Linked DNA regions of Mus musculus: region 2 is linked to region 1. Evidence: chromatin loops called from intact Hi-C (ENCODE). Cell type or tissue: left cerebral cortex. All regions are shown on one strand. Each heading gives the region's core, and the rest is flanking DNA. Links, peaks and the distances in the headings are about the cores only. Region 1 holds the start of n-TEttc8 (a tRNA gene). Region 2 holds the start of Nek11 (NIMA (never in mitosis gene a)-related expressed kinase 11).

Evidence for each region. Hi-C counts contacts between places; a loop is a spot of excess contacts. Peaks named below come from ENCODE experiments on the same cell type or tissue, not always from the same donor. Only the 100,000 strongest peaks of a DNase experiment are listed, where the experiment ranks them.
Region 2: a loop joins it to region 1, with 15 times the contacts of the local background. A loop is called at or near these places in 10 of 42 quality-filtered maps.

What each region holds. Positions count from the first base shown.
Region 1 is chr9:104,403,809-104,416,149 of GRCm38, reverse strand. n-TEttc8 (a tRNA gene) reads left to right here and starts at 7,412; the gene lies at 7,412-7,483. n-TCgca53 (a tRNA gene) reads right to left here and starts at 12,094; the gene lies at 12,023-12,094. In left cerebral cortex, for the core only: a CTCF peak has its summit at 5,741 (motif pointing left); DNase peaks (open chromatin) are centred at 7,202, 7,398, 8,178, 8,573 and 3 more places; H3K4me3 peaks cover 2,268 bases.
Region 2 is chr9:105,386,423-105,398,763 of GRCm38, reverse strand. It overlaps Nek11 (NIMA (never in mitosis gene a)-related expressed kinase 11), which reads left to right and starts at 3,477. Exons shown (of 16, transcript NM_172461.3): 1 at 3,477-3,568; 2 at 5,604-5,915. The coding sequence starts at 5,743. Aste1 (asteroid homolog 1) reads right to left here and starts at 3,402. Exons shown (of 5, transcript NM_025651.5): 1 at 3,099-3,402; 2 at 906-2,219. The coding sequence starts at 2,201. In left cerebral cortex, for the core only: a CTCF peak has its summit at 9,251 (motif pointing right); DNase peaks (open chromatin) are centred at 3,410, 5,803 and 9,280; H3K4me3 peaks cover 1,348 bases; H3K27ac peaks cover 851 bases.

The DNA of each region.
Region 1 (12,341 bases), core at 1,575-9,574:
TGTGAGTGAGAGGTGACAGCCTCTTTCTCATCCAGTGAAACTCACTATGAAGGAGATCTAAGTAGTAACATGAGAGGAAAATGAATCTGTAGAATCCTCTGAATTGGCTGTTCTGGTTGGCAGAAAACAACCGCTGGATACAGTTAGGGCACATCAGCCTGATCCATGAAAAGAACACTAGTTGATTTGTATCAGGGAAGATCCACCAGGTGGAGCTTGGAGACACCACGGATAGACTTGATGATCATGAACAAGGGATTGATTCTAGTTCAGAACATTCTAAAATACGTGCAGAGAATGTACATCATATGGTGTGCTAGAGACTAGCACATGAGATGGTGATGGACAAGCTAGAGGGACTTCTTGGTAGGATCTTGAAAACCCCTTCCTGACACTATCTATGGTGTATATGCAAAAGGGCTATGTGGTTCACAGCATTTTCAAAACTAATTTTTCAGTGAAATGGTCCTACTTTAGAGCATCTCTAAACACACTTTAAGAGGCATGGGATATAGCAATACAAATCAATGAACGATTGTTGCAGAACATCTGATCACACTGTGAACCTCGAGATTGTGTTATTTACTGGGGGGAGGTGAGGACTGTTTCTAGTTGTGGTGTGGCTCAGCCCTAGCACACACCTTTAATCCGAGAGCTTTCTGTTTATTGTAAACAGGATTAAATAAAGCCAACCATGGGTCAACCCTATAGAGCCTGAGACTGCATCTCTTATGAATTCCCAGATGATGCCTCTGTGTATCCAGGGTCCATATGTTCAGAGCAAGCAACCAGTTGACAGGGAGTGAACACAGGGAAAAAACATAGAGAGTGAGAGGAAGTCAAGAGGTCGGATAGAGAGATACACAGGAAGTAGAAGGGAGGGGCATCCAGATTGAAGGATTTTGAGAGAGCTGGCTTTTCCTTTTGGGATAATTATCTAAGGAGGTAGGTCAGCTGGGTGCTTTCTCTGCCTCTCTAAGCTAGCAGGCTTTCTCCCCAGCATCAGGTTTCTAAGACTTTATTGGTAAAATCAAATGTTTGAGATTTTATTAAAGACAACAAACTATGCTTCCTACTTACAAGCTACTCAGTGCCATGGTAAAGGTAAACAAAAGAATTCAAATATGACCAGTTCTACAGTCATGAACTTTAGGGTTTTCCTCATCTCTTCTCTCGTTGTTTCCTCTTTTTATTTCCCAAATGTAAAACACGTTGTTTTAGCATGATTAAGCATCTTTCCCTTGTTTCCTTGCATTGGACTTGCGGTGATCGATCTGAAACATTTATTTCCCCTGAGCAAGTGACTGGTGGCTGTACCAAGAATATAAAAAGACAAACAGTTAATACTCAGCTTCATGGCTCCAAAATGGGATTTTGGAACAACTTAATGGCTTATAGAAGCAAGCTTTTTCCAGGAGAAAGGGGATTTCCTAAATCTCTTTAGCTCCCCAATTTAGTAAAGCAAAGTCAGCTAACCAGACGTGTCCGTCCACCTCTGTGCTTCCCACATCGTTATGGGCATGGGAGTCACCTGAGATCCATGCGAACCCTATAGAGCCTGAGGCTGCATCTCTTATGAATTCCCAGATGATGCCTCTGTGTATCCAGGGACCATATGTTCAGTGAGATACCACCACAGACTGCCTTTGGGTGTTTGGTGGCTCACCATAAGTCTCTCTTCACTCAGGTAAAGGAAATTCCAGTGCTGAGGAAGTGAAAAAGCCAAGTGTCTTCCATCTCAATGGCAGACTAGTGGGATGAACAGAGAGCCAGAAGGCAGTAAGATGCACCTCAAGTTCCCTTCTTTAGATTTCACAGCAGACATCATCAGTGTGTTAAGAAGGCTGTGAAGGAATTGTCCTAAGGAGCAATGACTCTGTCCAGGAAGGAATGTCAGTCCTGGAATGCATGTGTGTCTTGTTTTGCCCCTGTCCCGGGATGATCCCTTAGCCCCAAATCAAACTGGATGATGAGAAGGGCTTCTGCAAACTCTTCAAAGCTGCATCCTTCTCCCTCAGATGGTCTCAACCGCTTCCCAAGTGTCCTGGAAAGCCCATCAGGGGAGTCTCACAGAGGCAACTACAGAGGGGTGCTCCCACTAGACCCCAAGGGCACCAATAGTACCCCAGGAACCTGGGAACTGAGTTAACAGGGAAACCTAGTACAGCCAGAGAGACCAGACTATGGGCACAAATGCAGAAGATGTCAACAGTACTCACCAGCCAGCTAAACACGCCCCAGATGGAACTAGCTGACCTTGGACTTCCATAACCCACACAGCATCCCAGCACAGCCCCTCTGCCACAAACATCAGGATTGTTCTAGAAAACTATCATGGCCCCAAGAATCCCACTCCTAACACATCGGGCAAGGCCACACAGCCACACCCTCTAATGCCACCACCACTTTGAAGACATGCAGTGGCTGAAGATAAGAATCAAGGGTGTGTTCTATTCAGAAGAAAAGATCCATAGTCCTTTAAAGATGATTAAACCTGCTGGCCTGTGTTCAGTAAAGCTAGGCTCAACAGTGACCGACTGCAGATTTATAACTTCTCGTGTAACTACTCGCATTGGAAGACAGTAAGCACTGGAGAAGGAATTAATTTCTTGAGATGTAAACTTCCCCTTGTTTTGTGGTGCTTCAGATAATTAGATGTAATTTCTCTTGTCTCTTCCCTCCAGTATTTTTATGGATGTGTGTCCTGACACACTGACAGATGTCTAAGGGAAATAAATACCTTCTTAAAAGAATGCATAACACACTAGGAGACTCTGGGTAATTAAATAATGCTCCCGCTGAGCACTCAGCGAACTCACACTGTCAGGAAGAAATGTAGAGGTGTTATCTGAGAACCTCCCCGGTACAATGCTGCAACTGCCCAATGAGTAAGGTGCTTGCTCTTGGGTCTCAGAAGGAAGCAAATGAGAAGGGATTTGACCTGCCAAAAAGATCCACAGATAAGATTTACAGCATCCCTCCTGATCCAACAGCAGAGAGAGCAATGGTGTGGCTATAAAACACCTACAGAGATGGTGAGAGAGGGAAAGATAAAAAAGTGGACGTTACAGCAATGCCTCTCAGTAAAAGCACCTCCGAGAGTGGAGAAGATTTCTCAGGATTTCTGTGATCTCGCTGCTGTCTCCCGTATTCCCCTACTCCATCCCACAGTGATGCATGTGTGCATGTGTGCTTTCTGACTCTACCTTCGTTCCCATTCCCATGAGAAGCATCACCGCAGAGATCTACTGCTACCAGTGGGGAAGCATGTTGCTCTCAAGTTGCTCAGATAAAAAGAGGAAGGGAGAGGGGGAAGAAGAAGAGGAAGGAGAAGGCGGAAGTGGAGAGGAAGAGATAAGACACGGAAGAGAAGGGGGGGGGGGGAGAAGAGGAGAAAGAAATGTGAGATGGTCCAGTCAGCAAAGTGCTTGCAAACATGAAGACCTGAGTTCAATCCCCAGGTCTCACATAAAAAAAAAAAAAAAAAAAAAAAAGTTGCTGCCTTTGTAACAAAAGTGTGGAGTTGGCAGAGACAGGCAGATCCTTGGGGCTCATTGGCCAGCCGGCCCAGCATAATCAAAGAGTGCATCAGGCTCTGCCTCTAAGAGGTAAACCGTTCCTGAGGAATGACACCCCAAGGCCCTCCATCCTCTGGACTCCACATGCATGCACACACGTCATGTGCACCTGTATACACAAATGGATGCGCATGCACACACATGCGCATCTGCATATACACAAAACAAGAAAAGGTTAAAATAGAACCGTCATACATTGGGCAGACACGCTCCATTGTGTCTCTAACCCAAATACAAGCTAATGTTTTGCAAATGTCCTGGGAAAATAGGAAGCCCTTTTACAAAGCTTACTTGAAAAAGGCATGATATTTTAGACGATGACGTAAGTAAGCACCAGAGAGCAGGGATGGAGGAGGAGGGAGGCCGACAGGTGATTATGTAGAAAAAGCAAAAAAAAAAAAAAAAGCAAGCATGCCCAGGGTGACAGGATAGACAAAGAAAGTCAACAGGCTGAGTCTTAACTCCCCCACCCCCTGGGCTGTTCATGAGAGCTGATGACAAGCCAGGGAGTGGTTAGAAGACACACTTCTGTGCTCTGCTGTCTCAGGGTCCAGACCTTATCCTCATTGTGGAGTTCTCAGCTAACCTTTTCATCATCATCATAAAGATCTAGGTATATTTGTATTTATCCAGACTGAAACTAAGCAAACCGTACCATGTTCACACAGTCAAGATTATAGTGCCCCAGCTGACCATAAGAAAAAAACTGGGCATCTGTGCCCTGCAAACTGTCTCACCATGAGCCACTGGATCCTGTGTGTGTGGCATCCATGTTTACCTCTTCAAAGTTAATGACACACTCCATTCTTTTTTTATTTTCTTAAAGATTTATTTATTACATGTGAGTACACTGTAGCTGTCTTCAGACACACCAGAAGAGGGCATCAGATCTCTTTACGGATGGTTGTGAGCCACCATGTGGTTGCTGGGATTTGAACTCTGGACCTTTGGAAGAGCAGTCGGGTGCTCTTACCCACTGAGCCACATCACCAGCCCCTGACTGCTCTTCTGAAGGTCCAGAGTTCAAATCCCAGCAACCACATGGTGGCTCACAACCATCCGTAATGAGATCTGACTCCCTCTTCTGGTGTGTCTGAAGACAGCTACACTGCACTTACATATAATAATAAATAAATAAATTTTTAAATTTTTTTAAAAAATTAAAAAAAGAAAAGCAGTCAGATGCTCTTACCCACTGAGCCATCTCACCAGCCCCGACACACTCCATTCTTAAAGGAAGCAGACTGACTGTGTTCTTGTTCAGAACACATGGGGAAACATCCAGGAAAAACAAAGTTCACTAATGGCCAAAAAGTAGGTTTTATCTCCCAGCACAAACACATTACACACAGGTACAGTAGCCTCCTGCCAAGCCTTCAATACACACACACACACACACACACACACACACACACACACACAGTACCCACTGGGCTCACTTCATGTCCTCCTGGCCTTACTGAACCATTCTCATCCATTAAGGCTCAGATCAAATTTCACTTCCTTAAAGAACCTCCCTTGGCCACTCAAGCCTCCATTGATCTCTCCTTTCACAGAAACTTCGAGAGCAAGTATCGATTGTACTGTAATTGCAGTATTTAATCACATACTGTCTTGTATTCCTTAAGTTCGTTTTTAAATGCAAAGGCATTTTCCAAAAAGAGCTGGAAGATCTCGCCACCACAGTGTTTCTCAACAAGGGATTGGGTTCTAGGCTTTCCCATAATCATAATACAACTTGTTTTTTTAAATTATATGGTTTGTTGATGGAAACCCACTGTTTCCTGCTCTTACCACAGCAATGGACCACTGGAATACTGAGTCCTGAAAGATACCTGGGTAGAGGCTGGGACTCCCAGAGCTGTCAGATAAGCCCACTCTTAGCACTCGCCCTGACCCAGCTCCTGATTTGCCAGCTACCATCCAGTCTCCTATGGTAGCTCCTCTCTCTGCCCACTAGCAGGGCATCATCTTTTCTCCTGAGAGGCAGCCGCCTGCCCTCTGCCTCAGCTCTCCTGGCTTAGAGATGCTTATGCCGAAGTGTTCTTTGCAAACACTCCCCTGGTAGCCAGCTCTTTGCAGCAAAGTTAACATCTGCCTAGTGGATAAAACCTTGGCGCACAAATGCCTCTCGGAGCCATTTGGCAGCTCTCTGCTGCTCCCTTCTGGTGATTTTATGACACTGTGTCAAGTCGTTCAAATTCTAGTTGCATCCTGTAGATGGGGGTGGAGGGGTCCTAATGGCAAAAAAAAAAAAACAACCAAAAAAGCTAACAAACAAACAAACAAAACTAATTATCATCACATGAGAGATGAATGTTTTTAAATTTACCTACATTTTCTTAACACTTACCCACTTCATCTTTGGCTACTCCAAGCAGCTTTGTCTGCATATTAGATACTGAGACCGTTCTATTTAAAAGCTAGCAGTCTACAATAGTCGCCAGATTTCTGTATCAGACACTTCTTCAGATGCAAGATTCATGTATGTGTGAAGCTATGTGCTCTGTCATTCATACAATAACAGAAGCTAAGCCTGATGGGAAACAGCGGTTAATTCACAAAGATTAGTTTATACATAGACTGCCTGTGAGACTTGTTGAAATCTAAAATTTCTCAGCATCTTCCCAAGAGACTCTGATTTTCGAAATGGGGCCCAGAGACTAATTTTTAACCAACTCCAGGTAATTAAACAGACTGTGGCAGACATTAGTCTCCTAACCATTTCCCCTATGAATCTGTTCCTTGATTCGGCCACATCCAAGTAATCTGGGGTTTAGAAACCAGCGCCGCAGAAGTTGGGGGAGGGAAGGGGGCGGACATGCTTCTCGGAGTAAGCATCGATGTACGGCTATCAGAAATCCCCTCTCCTTTGCAGCGTGATAATTGCAGTGCCCAAAATATGCCTAGCGACAGCATCTGATACAAGGTAGTGTGACAATTTAATAACGCTCTATTCCATAATTTATCACACAAGACCTCTCGTCACATAGAGCCACTAAATCGCTGAGTCAGCGAATGGTTAAGCATCCAACAAACAACTATTCAAAATACGTTGTGGTGCACTTCATTGGGCCTAAAGATGAGGTCTCGAAGACATTTTTGTTTCATTTCAATTATTTGCAAATGAAGAGGTACCAGACCAACCTGATTTCTTAAAAGTTGGTTAGCAGAAAGAAACTTCTGCAAGTATTGTGGCTGCTAAAACTAACTTTTCTTCGTGTCAACTGTGGTGCACGGTATTAGCGCTTGTCCAACCTGAGCACGCACTTAGATCGCCGTTGAAAGGTAGGTTCCTTTTCAGGTCTATCATGCACACCAGATTCGGTGGTTTCGGTGAGTTCCGGGGAAAGCTAGAGCCCTGCCTGCACTAGCCGGCTCGCTCACCTGATTTTGCTTAGCTGCTGTTATCACCGGTTTTCTGGCTCCTCTATCTAAGCAGCTCATTCCTAAGAGCTTTTTCACAGTTAGCACCTCTGGCAAACTGGTCACCGTGGTGATGGGTGCCCTAATTTGGCTTTCAGAGACAACTTAGGTTGCACAGACCTTCTAACGTTAGAAACCAGAACATCGCTCAGAGCCAACACTCAGAGCCAGAGCTAATGCTGCTATTCTCTGAGCATGCGCCCTAGGAAAAGCAGTAAGATTTGACTGCGCACAGATCACAACTACTTCGCTTTCCCAGCCTTTGATCGCCTTTACCCACACTCCAGACCACCCTGTTTCTTTAACCTATAAGTACCCCTACACCGTTTCCCCCCCAGAGGCAGATCTGAGGCTCTCTGCCCCACCTTCATAAGCGACCTCTTCAAGAAGGTACTATCAGTATCAGTTCCCACATGGTCTAGCGGTTAGGATTCCTGGTTTTCACCCAGGCGGCCCGGGTTCGACTCCCGGTGTGGGAACACAAGATCTTTAGCTGGCTGCTGAGGAGGTGTGAGTTCTTTAGTCTGAGTGGAATGTATACAAACTCTACAATGAGCCTTGAAGGAAGGAAACACTTGAAAGTATGGAAGTATGTATGGTTTACAAAATTAAAGGGGAAAAAAAAGAGCCCGCACACTACAGCAAAAGACTCAGTCTTGCAAAATCCAGTTTATTATTGTAATTTATTATTATTCACTTGTAGCGCTTTTGTACTGCACATGTATTAGTATTCGTAGTGTTTGGGATTGAACGCAGGACCCCACACTTGCTAGGTAAGCACTCCAACCCTGACCTGCATCCTGGCTTTCTTTAATTTTTTATGTTGAGACAGTGTCTCGCTAAGTTGCCCAAGCTGAACTCTGTAACACGAGCAAGCCTTAACTCACCATCGTCCGGCCTCAGAATCTGGAATAGCTAGATTTACAAGCCTGTGCCACCCAGTAAAACTCTTCCGGAATTGAAGGCAGGCTCTACCGGCTGCAGCCAATCACGTGCTCAGCAGCAAGGCTTGCTTTCAGCTTCTGCTCCGAGGGTGGCTGGCCGCCTTATAACCCTGCTGGCAACCCTTATTAACCCGCCTGAGGAAGGGCAAGTTTTCCGTATTCTTGGTTTTACTCTGGCAAGTAGTAGTGGTGAGAATTACGTGCATGGCTGGGAGATTTCTGGTTGGTGGAAACCTTCCCCTTATTCAACACGTGACCCCCTGCTTTCCCTGCCCACTTGCATCACTTTCCAGCCTTGATAACAAGATCTTCACCTGGTTACCTCCACTTGCTAACACAGTGGAGATAGAGAAGGGACTGTGACAGAGAGATCTGATGACACTCTGCTGCTGGCTTTAAAGACAGAAGAACGGGTAATGAGCCAAAGAAGGAAACAGACACTGTGGACAGATTCTCCTGAGATCCTTCTGAGAGTGTAAAGTCCAGCTAACATTTCGCCTTTAGCCCACTTGAATGGAGCTCAAACCTGTGCCTTCAGAGCTCTGAGGGAAGAATGCATTGACCCGTACTTTAGTGGACTCCCCCCCCCCCCCCCCCGCCAACCACGTGCACCAACATGAGCTGTCTGGAGCCTCTATATAGATTCTAAGCATCTATATAGAACAAGCAAAGCATCGAGCAAAAATATCACTCACTCATACAGAGAGAGAGAGGGAGGAAAAGGGAGGGAGAGAGAGAATAAAAGGCAGAGTTGCTGTCACTTATAGAGTAATTACTATACACTGTACATTCAATTGACATATTCAGTTCTGACACTGAACTCAGTAAAGAAGGAGCTAATGCTACCCCTAACACACAGAGAAAAGAAGCCAGAGCTCAGTGAGTTAGCTAACTGGCCTGAAACCATTGCCCAGAACTGGAACAAAACCATCAGAAGTCTCCCTAATTGCATTACAATGAGAAAGGGGCCATCCTTTCAAAACTCAATTTGCCCTAGAGTGAAACAAAATCTATCTAGTGCCACATAATGAGTCTGACTTGTCATTTCTATTCAAAGAAAGATGAGAGCAGCCTTCGTCCTGCTTAATGAAAGCTCGGGTGCCATTCCTTTTCTTCTAAAGTAGAAGATAATCAAGAGCCTTTTGATTGTTTGCTCTAGGGAACCCCTGTGATAGAGCAGCCTTCAAGGAACCATCAAACAGAAACCAGGAGAAATCTCCCGTGTGTCCCCCATCCTTCCCTCCACAGGCACAAGTGATCACTCTGACCCAGCTCAGTCAGACTGGGCTGGTTACAGCTGCATAGGAGAGTTAGCTCAGACTGAAGTGGCCATCATGCTCTCTCTCCTTAGGTGCTGTTTGATTCTTCATATGACAAACAGCACACACGTCTATTACTGACATGTTTCCGTGAACAAAGTGCTTCTCTTGCGACCATGATGACCTGAGTTTGACCCCAGAACCCAAATAAAGATGCCAAGTGTGCTGACCGTGCTTGTGATCCCAAGACTGGGTAGACGGACAAAAGGATCCCAGGTACTTCCTGCCAGCCAATCTAGCCTGATTGGTGTGCTTTGGACCAATCAGAGGCTCTGTCTCAAAGGAGATGGGTGGCCTTCCTGAGGATGACACCTGAAGCTATTGGCTACCTCCGCACTCAAAAATAATATGTCATACACACACACACACACACATGCACACACACGGGGTGGGAGGAGGACAGAGACACACACATACACAGAGAGAGAGAGAGAGACAGAGACACACAGAAAACTGATCCATTTTTAATTTTTTGGAATATTTAATGAAATTGATGATATACATTAAAGGAAAGAAAATTACTCTTTTAACTGACACAATCAGTTTTGATGTCTGAGTTTGGTTCTCAGAGGTCGAATATGTGCCTACGAGGGTCCTCAGGTGATAGTCCCTGCTGTCAAGCCTGAAGCCTGAGGTCAGTCTCTGGGAGCCACGACATAAAAGGAGAGAATTCGCTCCTGCAAGTCACCTTCTGACCTCTGTGTGCGTGTGTGCCTCTGTGTGTGTGTGTGTGCCTCTGTGTGTGCCTCTGTGTGTGTGCATGTGTGCATGTGTTTGTGTGTGTGTGCCTCTGTGTGTGTGCATGTGTGTGTGTGCCTGTGTGTGCATGTGTATGTGTGTTTGTATGTGTTTGTGTGTGTGCCTGTGTGTGTGTGTATGTGTGTGCCTGTATGTGCGTGTGTGTGTGTGTGCCTCTGTGTGTGTGTGCATGTGTGTGCATGTGGTGTGTGCATGTGTGTGTGCATGTGTGTGTGCATGTGTGTGTGTGTCTGTGTGTGTGCCTCTGTGTGTGTGCATGTGTGTGTATGTGGTGTGTGCATGTGTGTGTGCATGTGTGTGTGCATGTGTGTCTGTGTGTGTCTGTGTGTGTGCCTCTGTGTGTGTGCATGTGTGTGCATGTGTGTGTGTGTGTGTGTGTGTGTCTGTGTGTGTGTGCGTGCAAGTGTGTGCATGTGTATAGCAGGACCCACAAGTTGAGTTCGTTGGCCATAGGGAAGAGCTGCAGTAGTTGAGGGGTGCATCCCTGTCCTTAGAACAGATGGTCCTGGGGTACAGTCTATCATACATTTTGACAAACAAGTTTGGGATCAAGCCATCCTCAACTAGCTTCCGTGGGATGCCCAGCTCAAAAATACACCCTTGAACTCACTTAGCCTTCCATTTCAGCCACACTTCTACCTCATCCCCACTTCTTGGGTTCAATGACATGTGCACATGGCACATACCACAAGTTCATGCACACATAATTAATTAATTAATCAATCAATTAATTAAATCATTAACTTTTTTTGAAGAATTCAAACAAGACCTGGTGGTTCTTGCCTTTAATTTTAGCACCTGGAAGACTGAGGTCAACCTGATCTACATATCGAATTACATGTCAGGCAAGAGCTACACATGAAGACCCTGTCTCACATACATATATGGTGCACACCTGTGAATTCAGAAGTCAGGAGGAAGAGGCAGGAAGAAGGTAAGTTCAAGTCCAACCTGGACTATACTTGCCTGTGATGCCAGAAGTCAGGAGACAGAGGCAGGAAGTTGGCGAGATTAAAGGCAGGGACTTCTCTATACTATCTTTACAACCCTTTTTTCCAGGATTAAAAGTTATTTTAAGCTTAAAGAAAAGGAGTTGTGCCAGGCATAGTGGTGCACGCCTTTAATCCCAGCACTCAGGAGGCAGAGGCAGGAGAATTTCTGAGTTCGAGGCCAGCCTGGTCTACAGAGTGAGTTTCAGGACAGCCAGGGCTACACAGGGAAACCCTGTCTTGAAAAACCAAAAAAAAAAAAAAAAAGAAGAAGAAGAAGGAGGAGGAGGAGGAGGAGGAAGAGGAGGAGGAGGAGGAGAAGGAAGAAGAAGAAGAAGAAGAAGAAGAAGAAGAAGAAGAAGGAGGAGGAGGAGGAGGAGGAGGAGGAGGAGGAGGAGGAGGAGGAGGAGGAGGAGGAGGAGGAGGAGGAGGAGGAGAAGGAAAGAGAAGAGAAGAGAAGAGAAGAGAAGAGAAGAGAAGAGAAGAGAAGAGAAGAGAAGAGAAGAGAAGAGAAAAGAAAAGAAAAGAAAAGAAAAGAAAAGAAAAGAAAAGAAAAGAAAAGAAAAGGAGTTGCAAAGGGTATGGTTAATTAGATTGACCCCTACAGAAAAGAAAAACTAGAGGTGTGTGTGTGTCTATGTACTTGTGTGTCTGTGTGTATGTGTGTGTGTGTCTGTGTATGTGTGTGTGTTTGTGTGTATATATATATGTGTGTGTTTGTGTGTGTATGTATATATGTGTGTGTTTGTGTATGTATGAGTGTATATGTGTGTATACACAAAATATATGTGTAGTCTCAATATAAGTGACTATACTTGAGTTCTGGTGTCAGAAAAAGGATTGGTTTATGAGCAAGTGGGCCTGTAGCTCTCGTGCCAGGGAACCAATGAGCCAAGATATCTGCATGAACCCCAGAGGAAGTGCTTCTTTCAGTCTGGGGCTCTCGACAAGTGTTTGCTGTACCCTGGCTAAGCTTGAAGTTGCCAACTGAAACAAAAGCCTAACCCAGGGGGCACCTGGATTTGAACCAGGGACCTCTTGATCTGCAGTCAAATGCTCTACCACTGAGCTATACCCCCATAGCCAATACAGGCCTCATGGAAGTATTTGTTCTGCCTTTATGACCTACATCACTCCTCATAAATTACTCTCATGTCTGAGATTCCTCTAGGATTAAAAACCACCCTAATTATCTTCTCACCACCCTGTCTCCTGCTTTTCCCAGAACTTAAATATTTATTTTCTTCCTGTCACCTAAAGCTCAGACCTGTCTCCTCAGTCTGATGAACTTATTGTCATCAACTGCACACTTATCTCCAAGTAAGT
Region 2 (12,341 bases), core at 2,670-10,669, 980 kb before region 1:
CTATGAGTCCAGGAGTAAACATTTAGGTGGAACTAAACAAACACCCAGTGGGCATTGCAACTGACTTTATAAATTCATTTGCATTTAATTTGTATGTTTAATTGTATTCTCACAAGCGTTTCATGTTATTCTTAATATATTTACATATTATCAGAAGCAAAAAGCAACACTGGGCTCTATGAGAACATTTTTTTCCTTGAAAGGACAACTGATCTTAGTGTTACTCAGAGTTAAGCAGCACCAAGGTAGGCTAAGTCATGCTCTTAGGAATAGGTTTAAGCATGTCAACATGATGCCCAGTGGCTGGATACACCGCTGAGGGACTTTTCCTGATTGGATTATTGGAGGTGGAAGACACACCTTAAATCTAGGCCATACCTTCTCATGGCAGCCCATATAGATAAAGGAAACACTTGCTCTTTGTCAGCTTGCTCTAACTCTCTCTCTCTCTGGGCTTTAAGCCCAAAGCCTAAAAAGAGCCTCATTAATAAAACAAACCCTTTAGACAGACGGACATATCAGTACTAATCTTAACTGAGCTCTCAGCTAAGATGCTGTTATGTCCACATCAAGTGCCTAGGTGCACACTTCTTTTACAGTTCAATCCTTGACACCCCCGCCCCCTTTTAAAATTACAGACTCCTACTCTAGTTGGGATCAATATAATACAATAACTGCAAAGGAAACCGGTTACCGAAGAACCCTAGAAATAGCATATTTAGTACTAAGTGCTAGGTTTGAGTTAGTACCTACACTAAGAGATTACCTAGTTCACTGGAGGTCTAGCCTTCACACACAACATGAAGGCAAGATGGCAACCCATGTGTTATATTAAGAGAGGGCATACGAAGGCAAATTATAACATACAGAAATTTCTAAGAATGTTGTTAGTCTTACAAACTTACCTCAGCCAATTTGCTCAAGTCACATTGATCCTTGAGCAGTTGCTTTGCATAAACAGTTGATGTTTTGATATTTGTATCAATTCTTTCCACTTCATTGAAAGCCAGAAGCTGGGAAGGCAATGTATTCTGGGCTATATCTTCTGCGTGTGATGGGCCATTCAAAAGGAGTCCATAGATGATTTGGCGGATGGGCTGAGATATTCTGTGAGCATTTGGCCGCTGCATGTTTTCTACCTGTGTGTGAAGAAAGGTCCTTCGGAGCACCAAAGCATCACTGATGAAAGGTGGTAGCTGGCCTTTGGCCAGAGCTCCTAGCACCCACTCTGGTAGACCCAGATCCGAAGCGTCCGTACAGACATAACTACCATACTGGAAGAAGTCCTGCAGCTTCACCGGGGACTGCTGGTACTCCTCCATGGAGCAGCAGAGAAGTTCCTTAACATTTTCTCGACTCTTCTTGGGGAGAGACTTCAGAACGTTATCTAGTGCTTCAGTGGGGTCATCGAAATGAGACAACCAGTTCAGAAGTCCCAGGACTCGGTGATATCTCCTCCCCTTAGAACTAAGGGGTAGACGTACTTTACTTATGAATGTGTCCATGATGGGCAGGTTAACATGGTCATTTCCACACAGCACCGCAAAGAGAGGTAGTAGAGCTTTGTTCATGTTGTTGAAGTAATGGCAGAATGCATTGAGGGAAAAGCTTCTGGCGGGAATGTAGTAATCTTGTGTATCTTTAATAGTGTTCAGATTTCTCCACTGGAAGCTATTCAGTGAGCAAAACCCACTTCTCAAGTCAAAAATGCAAAAGTCACTATCCGATGATAGCACAGGACAATTCCAGTGATTGGCAAGTGTCATAATGTCCCGATCTGCTTCTGAAAAGCTCTGTACGAAACATACCTCAAGCCTGATCAAAACCTGTATGAACACTTCTCGGATGAGTAAGGGGCACACATTCCCACCCCCACCAAGAGAAAGGGAACGGGCTGCTTGGATCTTCTCTTTTGCTCGATCCTTCAAAGTTGTCAGCTTTTTATCTGAAATGTCACATCCTCCATCTAATACAACATACGGACAAATATGACACACAAACAGTGATTCAAAGAATTTCTGTACAACATCTGCGAATAAATCATAGTCTCCTCCATACCTGAGCTCCAAGTCAGAATTGAAGCAAAGTCGGTGGAAGAGAGAATAGCCATCAATGATAAGTTTTGTGTTCCGCAATTTCAAATCAACGAAGAATTCATTACTATAATCTTCCACAAAGCTCATTAGTCCCCGAATACCCATGATGATCGACAGAAATCCCTGTTGAAACAAACAAAAAAAATCAATTGCTGGTCTTTTTGATGGCTATTCTTGGTTGTCAATCTGAGTATATCTAGAATCAATCAAGACCCAAACTGCAGGATACGCTGTTGAGGAACTTTGCTTGATTGGATTATTGGAGGTGGAAGACAGAACTTATATCTAGGCCACACCACCTCATGGCAGCCCATATAGAGATAAAGGAAGAAATCTGTTTTGTGAGGGTCAAGGCCAAAAGTCCTAAGCTATAAAAATGACAACCCAGCATAAGACACATAATGAGCCAATTTTTTTTTTCCTTATGGATAACTAGACCCTTGTTACAGGTCTTGAGTGTAGGGTACATTGGAGAGTAGTTTGAGCTAAGGAAAAACACAGCTTTATGCTTCTAGGATCCCAAGTATACAATTTCAACCTCAACTGGATTCTTACACCCCCTTACTAATGGCCTATCTGGCTAACAACTCATAGGATTAGTATTACTGGTTTCCCCCCTCGCCTCTGGCTTCAAATATCGCTTAGCACGATGCTATTGCCAGCCTTGCCCGTGTTTAAAATCGTGAAAGTTTTGCCAACCTTGGAATTTTTGCATTTTGATTTTTGTGGGGCTACCACATAAAAAAATGCATCCTCCTGAATTTTTTGCCTTTGGTATCAGCTTACATTATTGCACTTGATTTTTTATCTCACCTCAGATCCACCTCGGCCAACATCTCAACACTTTTTAATTCTGAATCGTCATGTCTTTCCCGGTTTGTCATGTGGTTTCTGCGAACTCACTGTAAACTAATGACTTGACCTTGAGCGAAGTAGCTCAAGGAATGCAAGCAAAGGGCAGGAAAAGGTAGGATCTAATTCCTCAACCACCAATCTTCCTACCTCAACCTGCTCCTGCCCTCCGGATCCGCCGGCTGCTTCCGCCCGACCGCCGGCTCACTTCACCAGCAGCAGCAGGTAGGATCCCGGGGAGAAACGGCAGACCCGCGGGTGCGTGGAAGACCGCGAGCGGAAACAGGAAGTGCTGCGAACGACGTCACTGGGAAGCCTGGCTCCGAGAAGCTGAGGGCTCTCCCTGGAGGAGAAAATGCTTTCGGGCCGGGTGGTGGGAACTTGGTGTGAGAGGTTGAGCCATTCCTCTCACACTTGCGGCCGCCTCCTCACCCTGCTCGCTTCGCCACGCCTCGAAGGGTCCGGCGCGCTTCCGTTGGATTGGACGCCGGAACGTCGACTTCCCAGCAGCCCCCGCGCCGTCTCCGTGGCGACGATGTTAAACAACCACGCCCTCCGAGGCAGCGAGCTCTAGGCTGACGGAGGCTTGGCCGGGCGCCGCAGGCTGGGGACCTGTAAAGGTAATGAAAGTGGATCTCTCGGGCAGCCGGGTCCCACAGCCCCTGGACCGCATTCCCCTTCGGGAGACTAAGCGCCCTGCTCCTCGATATACATTCACGCGCTCCGCGAAAAACTTAAGGTTTATTTGTTGAAGAGACAAGTTTTTTCGTTTTACCTCAGGGTTAGAGTTTACTTCTCAGGTCAGATTTAGTTAGCAGAACCTCAGGTCAAAACAGCTTCCTAGTTTTTTGGGTTTTTTGACATGGACATAAACCACTCAGTTCTTACCATCGGTAAACACTTGACTTTCTCTTTACCTGCCCCAGCGGGATGGGTACCCCAGGGATGGTTAGCACAAAGTGGGCGTCTCTCAGCTTTCTTCTAGTTCCTATTATGTTTTCTTTCCTTTACTTGTCTTTGGGTCACATTTGGTATGCTGGATCTTTCTTCGCTCTCCAAACGTTTGCTAACAACTGTATGTCAGCTGTTAGCTAGGCCCCAGGGATACAAGCATAACCTGTGTCCCTAGCACCCAAGTTCATCCTCTGCCCTAGGTTCAGATCCAGCCTGCAGTGTGTGTACATTCCATGGATACCAACTGAGATGAGGGCGACAGAGCTGATTCTGTGTGATGAGCCTGGAGAGGCTGCTCACACACTGCTGGGTTTATTACTCCATTACAAATAGAAGCTTTGGTCCTCCATCTTGAGTTCAGCTCTTTACTAAGTGGGGACTTTAATCGCCTCTCCACATTGAGAATTATTATTAGTGATCTGAAAGGCGACAGAGAGGCCATTTTTTTTTTTTGAACAGCCTAGTTTATCTAGAAATCACCACTTTTATGCCAGTCAAAGAAGCAAACAGAAGGTACCTTTTAGGACCTATTCTTTAGATTCTGCAGATTTTAGTAACGTTTCCTTGAGGAGAGGGGCATTGCTCTCACTGGGACTAGATCAAACCACAGATTAGTACATTATTTAAAGAAGACAAAATTACAAATAGGTTTTATGTTTTGCAGTTTTTTTTTTTCTGTTTGAGTGTCCTTGTAGGTTTTGTGGTAAATGTTGAGCCCACAGGTCAACACTATAACACTATTTTTTTCTCGTTGTTTTAGAATTGCTGAATATGAAAACCTAATGCCAAGGTGTACATAGTATTCAGCGTAAAGTCCTATTTTCATGTAGATTTTAAACAAAAGCACAGTTTTCAATAAAACATTCAACACTTTGATGGAATGGAGTAAGAGTGTGTTTTGTGGAATACTTTCTCATGGGACAGTTCTGCCATTCATAACATTTCATAGCTCCCTCAGGAACTGTGGCTTCACCTGTACTACACTTAGAGTCAGCTAGCTTTAAAACGCAGTCTTAGGTCTGAGGTGCATGTCCTTACTTCTAATCCAGGAGATAGCTCTGTACCCAGTGTGTACAATAGAAATGGAATCAGATCTTGCTTAAGATGGGGGGGGGGCACTGAATTGATATCCTTCCACATAGCTAGTCTAGCAAACAGACACCCCAAAACTGTGATTTAAAGTTGACATGGGCAAAAAGCAAAGGGAAGCAGAATATGCTAATCAGGGTTTAACCCCAATTTACTCTGTGCTGAGTCAAAGCAGACTGAGAGGGAGGAAAGCATCACCAGGGAGTTGGCCTATGTGTGCATTAGGGGAAGCCATGGCCCTGGGTTCGCATTGGTTTTTAAGTCGATGGGGAGTATAAATATCTAACAAAATATGAATCATAAAACAAATACACATTTCAGGAGTCAGTAAAAATGTGGCTCTAAACTATTGTGATAAAGTTGCATGTATAAGGAAGGCTCTTTTTCTATGAGAGAGTGCCTTCTGGAATTTACTGTATTTCCTTTCATCCTACAAAACACATGCACACACATACACACACACATACACACACACACACAGAGAGAGAGAGAGAGAGAAAGAGAGAGAGAGAGAGAGAGAGAGCACGAGCATTAGCTGGTGTGATAACACAAGATACACTGCAGGTATCATTGCCAAAAGCTTATACTTTTTTTTTTGTGGGAATCTTGTAGTTGCTTTTAGACACGATTTGTGGAGTTCCCATATATCTGGCATCAATCAACACTTCCCGTTTGACTTTTCAAACATCAGCTCGGATGCCCAACTGTTGTTTCTGTGAATGAACAAGCCAGTTTTATCTTGTTTGGAGCAATGCTGAAATTCCAAGAGACTGCGAAGTGTGTGGGCAGAAGACCCACAGTCATCCCCATGTACCCGACCGCTTTGATTGCAAGAAGATATGTTCTTCAGCAGAAACTTGGCAGTGGAAGTTTTGGAACTGTCTATCTGGTGTCAGACAAGAAAGCCAAACCTGGAGAGGAGCTGTAAGTAATAAACTGCGCATGTGTGCGTAGCCACAGGCTGCTTTAGAACACGGAGTCACATCTGATCTGTACTCTGTATCAAACAGGAAACTTACAAACAGAAAAGGGCTTCACAAATTTCTGTATAGATGCCCCACCTCCATTTTACTTGAAGTCACAGGGCTTTGCTTTTAAAAACTGAACTATACTCCTAGCCCCAAATAAGATTATAAAAATAAAAACTGGGTAGTGGTGGCGCATGCCTTTTATCCCAGCACTTGGGAGGCAGAGGCAGGCGGATTTCTGAGTTCGAGGCCAGCCTGGTCTACAGAGTGAGTTCCAGGACAGCCAGGGCTACACAGAGAAAACCTGTTTCGAAAAAAAAAAATTATAAAAATATGATGCACATTTCAGAGCCAAATAAAGTAAGTATTCAAATGACCAGAGAAGGTGAATAGGGTAGATTATGTAAAAATGATTTTTTAATGCATATTACAGTCTCAATGGCAAAATATCCCTACTGACTGTGTTTGAGACTTCCTCAGTGGGAAAAGCTGAATTCTTCTTTATATTAGTCAGGGTTCTGTAGAGTCACAGAATTTATAGGTAGTCTCTATATAGTAAGGGAATTTGTTGATGACTTACAGTCTGTAGTTCAACTCCCCAACAATGGTCAGCAGCAGCTGTGAAAGGAAGTCCAAGGATCTAGCAGTTGCTCAGTGCCACAAGGCAAGCAGGCCAAGAAGAATCTTCCTTCTGCCAATGTTCTTATGTAGGTCTCCAGCAGAAGGTGTGGCCCAGATTAAAGGTGTGTACCACCAACTCCTGGATCTGGGACTTGCTTTGTCCCAGATGACCTTGAACTCAGAGATCTCCTTGCCTTAGTCTCCTGGGATTCATAGTCTCTATGCCTAAAATTTCTATGCCAAGATCCAGGTCAGAATCTTGTATCTCCCAGCCTCAAGATTATGATCACTGGTGAGCCTTCCAATTCTGGGTTGTAGTTCATTCCACATATAGTCAAGTTGACAACCAGGAATAGCCACCACATTCATGATGACTATTTTTAGAAATGCTACAAAATGCAAATGAACAGTAATTCACATGCAAGATAAATGGGATGTACCGAAGAAAGAGTGTATTTTCTTTGGCTTCTCTGGAAGAGAGCTTCAGAATATGTAGTCAGAAGCTAGAAATTTCAAACAAATTGATTGCCTCATTTAAAACTAGTTTACAGCCTGGCGTGGTAGCACATGCCTTTAATCCCAGCACTGGGCGCGGGGTGGGGTGGGGGCGCAGAGGCAGGTGGATTTCTGAGTTTGAGGCCAGCCTGGTCTACAAAGTGAGTTCCAGGACAGCCAGGGCTATACAGAGAAACCGTCTCGACCCTCCCCCCCCCCCAAAAAAAACTAGTTGACATTAGTGGTATCCTTGTCACCTTTCAGTTTGGTCAAACCCTATAAACTCTCACAGTAGGGGGAAACTCCTGTTTTCTATTTGCTGTAGTTAACAGTTCATTGGAACTGAAGTTAGGCTGGGATGGTGGTTCAGCTGGTGAAGGGTGAGGACCTGAGTTTGATTTCTAGAACGCACATAGACAGAGCTCGGTGTGGTGTTGCATGCGGCCGAGCTCCATGCTCAGGAGCTGGGCACTGATGGGTCCCTAGGGCTTGCTGCCTGGCAGCCAAGCAAAGCTGACAGATGTCTGCTCTAGTGAGAAATCATTCCTCAGAAACAAGGTTGACTCCTGGTTAGTCAGTCTAGTCTCTCTCTCTCTCTCTCTCTCTCTCTCTCTCTCTCTCTCTCTCTCCCTCTCCCTCCCTCCCTCCCTCCCTCCCTCCCTCCCTCCCTCCCTCGTTCCCTCTCTCACACACACCCCATGGGAAGAATACAAACAAAGGATAGGACAGTGCCCTCAAGAAATTCCTTTGCCCCTGGGAGATCAAGCTTCTATCCCAGTGTCTGTTTTCTTCAGCAGCATCTGGCTCCTTTAAGTTCTTCCTGTTTCTCTCCTTGGCTATTTCAAGTATGGTTGAAAATCAGAATGACAAATGATTTCCCATGTCTTGCTGTGTTGTATGAATGATAAAGCCACACAGTGGTGGCGCACGCCTTTGATCTCAGCACTTGGGAGGCAGGCGGATTTCTGAGTTCAAGGCCAGCCTGGTCTACAGAGTGACTTCCAGGACAGACAGGACTATACAGAGAAACCCAGTCTCGAAAAAAACCAAAACCCAAACCAAACCAAAACAACAACAACAAAATGTTACCAATGCTTTATTTTAAAGATGGGCTCTTAGAATTGTCCCGGTATGTGACACTTGGAGAAGTTGTCGTGATTGAGAACTTGTCGTTTGCAGTCAGTTCCAGCGAGTAGAAGGGCAAAAGCGGGCGGTCATCTGGGTTTCCTAGAGCATGAGTTACACTCTGCATTTTTTAGTCTTCTTAGTGCCAGGACAAAGTACCTAACACAGCAGTTTTGGAGAAGGTGGTTTGTTTTGACCCCGAGTTTGAGCACACGCATCCATCCTAGTAAGGTGTGGCAGTAGAGTGTAGAGCTGCTGGTCACATCGTGTCCACAGTCAGGGAGCAGAACAACGTGAAGGTGGCACTCCCATCTCCCCATCTTCTCTTCACTCAGTCCAGGATCACAGCCCATAAAAGGAAACTATCCGAGTTCAGGGGGTCTTCCCTCAGATAAACCTCTCTAGAAAGGCCTTTACAGGCATGCCCAGTGATACTTCTAGGTAAATTCTAAATCCTGCCAGGATGATAATGAAGATCAAGTCTCACGTGCTCGTCCTGCAAAGAACTTTTCCCCTCAGCCCTAAAGGTGGTCTTCTAGCCACACAGAGTGAATGCCAAACTTATGAAAACTACTCGATGTAATTATGTTCTAAAAGAGAATATCTAGCTCATAATTTTGGTTTATATTATTTTTTAGAATGACACCTCCCCCTTAGCCCCATACTGTTGACACTTGCGTTTTTGGTTTACGAGATGGATATCTCCTTAGCACCCCTCATTATCCAACAGTCTGTTTGTTAGGTAAGCCTTTGACATCTGCTTCATGCACCAGACCACAGACAGAAGGAAGTGATGTCATAACTAGGCAAAGCAGAATGCTTGCTAAGATTTCTATAATATTATGATTGCTATTTTCTTAGTGGAGCAGGCTGGATCTCCCTAATGTTAAATATTAAATATTAAAAGAATTGGCTTTAATAGCCCCTGGGATGTAGACTCTTATGATTGGCTCCAGTGATATCCGTAAATACTCAGACAATCAATTTGAAAAACTGGACTACAGTTTCTGACCCTCCCAACAAAGTCCTGCAGTTCATCACTTTGCCACTTGGGGGCACCACACCATCATTGACATTTTGTGTATACTGGGAACTTTAATTACACTGTAAGTGTAAATACCACTTTCCTTTAAATTTTTTATTGCTCTCCGACTAGCAGTGGGATAAAAATAAAAACTGCAGGCATTACGCTTGATTGGTGCGTGTTTGGAGAGAGTTTTCTGTGGGCACAGATATCTGACATTCCTTTTTTAGTTATTGCAGTAATAAGATTAAAGTTATGTAGTGAATGAGCAAGCTGTTTCTTCCACTATGACATTATGCATCATGAAATTTAGAAATCTATTTTGGGGAATATTTTCTCTCATAATTATAAACACTCTGTTCTATTGGTTGTAATTATGTTCTAAAAGAATATTATAGTTCATAATTTCAGTTTATATCTTCATTAAGCTACCAAAGCATTTTAAAAGAAAATCCCAAGGATCTTTTGATACATAAAATTATGTGCATCTATAGGACACTATGTGATATTTCAGTTTATGTATACATTATATAATCTTCAGATCAGGATAAGTAGATCTCTTTCCTCAAATACCATTTCTTTGTGGGGAAGACATTACAGCATACTGTCATTAGTGTACAGTCATCTTACCATGTTTACTACTCGGCTGGCCTGGCCCTCCCCATCTCTGCTAAGCATTGTATGTCCCTCTTATTTCCCTCACTCTCCTCTCTATGTCTATGAGATAAACTTGAGGATTCCACATTTGCTGAGATCCTGTGGTATTTGTCTTCCTGTGTAGGACTTAGACTTAGCCTACTGCCTTCCAGTTGTATCCATGATGCTGTAATGACAGACCTTATCCCTTTAAGACTGTGAGGCATTTCCATGGATGCCTGTGTCATACTTTACCTCCTTATCAGTCGGTGGATACACCATTCCTTGCTTCTTAGGAATACTATTGCAATAAACATGGGGATGTAGATGTCTCTCTGCACGGACTTTCTTTGGTTTGTGTTTATTGGTGGGATTACTAGACCATAGTTTTTCATTTTCTGAGGAACTTGCCGTTGTCTTTCATACTAGCTGTACTGATTCACGTTCCTGCCTGCAGAGTGTGTTTCTTTTTCTCCGTCTCCACGCCAGCACTTGTTTTCTTCTTCTTTTGATCATCATCATCACACTAAGTATAAAGAGGTAGTATCTTATTGTGGCTTTAAGATTCATTTTCCTAGTGATTAATGATGTTGAGTACCTTAGCATATATCTGTCGGCAACTGGCATGTATTCTTTTGAGAGAAGTCTCTATCTCTCGTTGTTTTAAAGATGAAAAACTTCCAAGTCCTCAAAGACATGTCCTCAAGCCCAGGCTTCATCTTCAAGGGCCCTCCCCTCCTTGGGGCATGCTTGGCTTGGCTGTACTGGGTGTGTTCAGAGTCATAGCGAGCTGATTTTCCACTCAGTCAGGCACACAAAATGGAGGAGAAAGCAGAGCCAGGAGTGGCTACTAGAATGAACTGAAGAATAACAGCAGAGAGAAGTGAAGGTAGAGAGGAAGAGAGGGAGAAAAGCAAGCCGAGTTATCAGACCAAGCGAAGCCAAGCTTGGCCATCAGCCCGATTCTCCAGAAGACGTCGCTGGCTTGTGTGGTGTGCTGGGAGATAGAATCCCCTTCCTGCATGGACCTAAGGGAACCTAGGTCTTTGAAGAACACAGCGTGTTTGAATTGGGCTTCTGGACTCCAGGCCTCAGCTCCCCTCATTTGCCAGGACAGCCCGTGTTAGAGAGTTAAACAAGAGAACTCTGAGACCTTGATGCTAATTGAGTTCAAAGCTTACTCCAAGCAGTGACTCTTTCCTTCCTGGTGACGGTTCTGGGAAACCCTGAGTATTCAAATCAGAAGTAAAAATATTTCTGAACAAAATCATCAGTGGAATAATTTGACAGTAATTCACTATGTCATCATGTGACATTTCATTCAAGGCAACTCTTTGTGGAAATTCTCAGTGTCTCTGTCTTGTGAATGACGCTAGGTACACATGCGACATCTCGAGGACTCTTCTTTCCCATACTGAAAGTAATATGCAAACATTTTATGAGAGGTGCTGCTGTGCCTACAAAAGCAGCAGAACAAGCTATACATCTTTTGTTTTTTTTTTTCTGTTTGGACAGGCAAGTTAAAAAACAAAACAAAACAGCCAACAACAACAACAAAAACAAACCATAGTCTTGCCTCAGAGATGTGTGGCAGTGAACAAGAGAGACTCACTTTTTGCTGAAACCTTTTGTGTGCGTTGGCAGTCTAAGATTGGGGGATGGAGAGACATAACAAAAATTTAAAAGGAAAACAAAATCAAAACAAAACAAAAACCCAGATAATAGCTATTGGTTACCGCTTACTGCTTATTGAATCTTCAGGACCCTGGAGCGCGTAGTAGTGGTCCTTACCTCTGGCTCAACAGAAGACTCATACTTCCAAAGTATAGATGCTTGAGATGCTGTGCGGCCTGGAGCCTGGCATGGGTCTCTAAATCCTTGAGCACTTAGAGGTGGTCTGGGTGTGCATCCGGTGTTGAAAGTATCCAGTCTAGGGGAGCCAAGGATGCTGATTTCATAACCATAAGGAAGAAGTTGGTATATGTGCCACCTACACTGGGGCAGTAAAAAGTCTTGGTTACTGTGACATAACTTAGATCCATCTAAGCTTGCCAGTTCCCCTAATAGGCAGGGTTTCCTGGGAAGGATTATGTCATACGAAGCCTGAAGTATTTGTTAGAGGTAGTTGTTTTCATGCCTTATTGTGTTAGAATTGTGAGGAAGGTGCCCTTCCCCTCCTCCTCCTCCTCCTCCTCTTCCTCCTCCTCCTCCCCCCCCCTCCTCCTCCTCCAGAGTTTCTGACTGAGTAGCACTGGTGGGAGGAGCTCAAGAACTTACAGTGCTGGGGCTGTTCCTGGTTTGGAGAAGAGAACACTTCAAGGTGTACTGCAGCCTACCACTGAGTAGCAACAATTCTGTTCCACCTGCAAGACCCTAAAGTAACGTAGGACTTCAGTGTGTGTATAAGAATTCCACATCAATTTTTAAAGCACTAAGATTTAAGTATTTTCCCAGATACTAAATACTGTATAAAAGTATTAT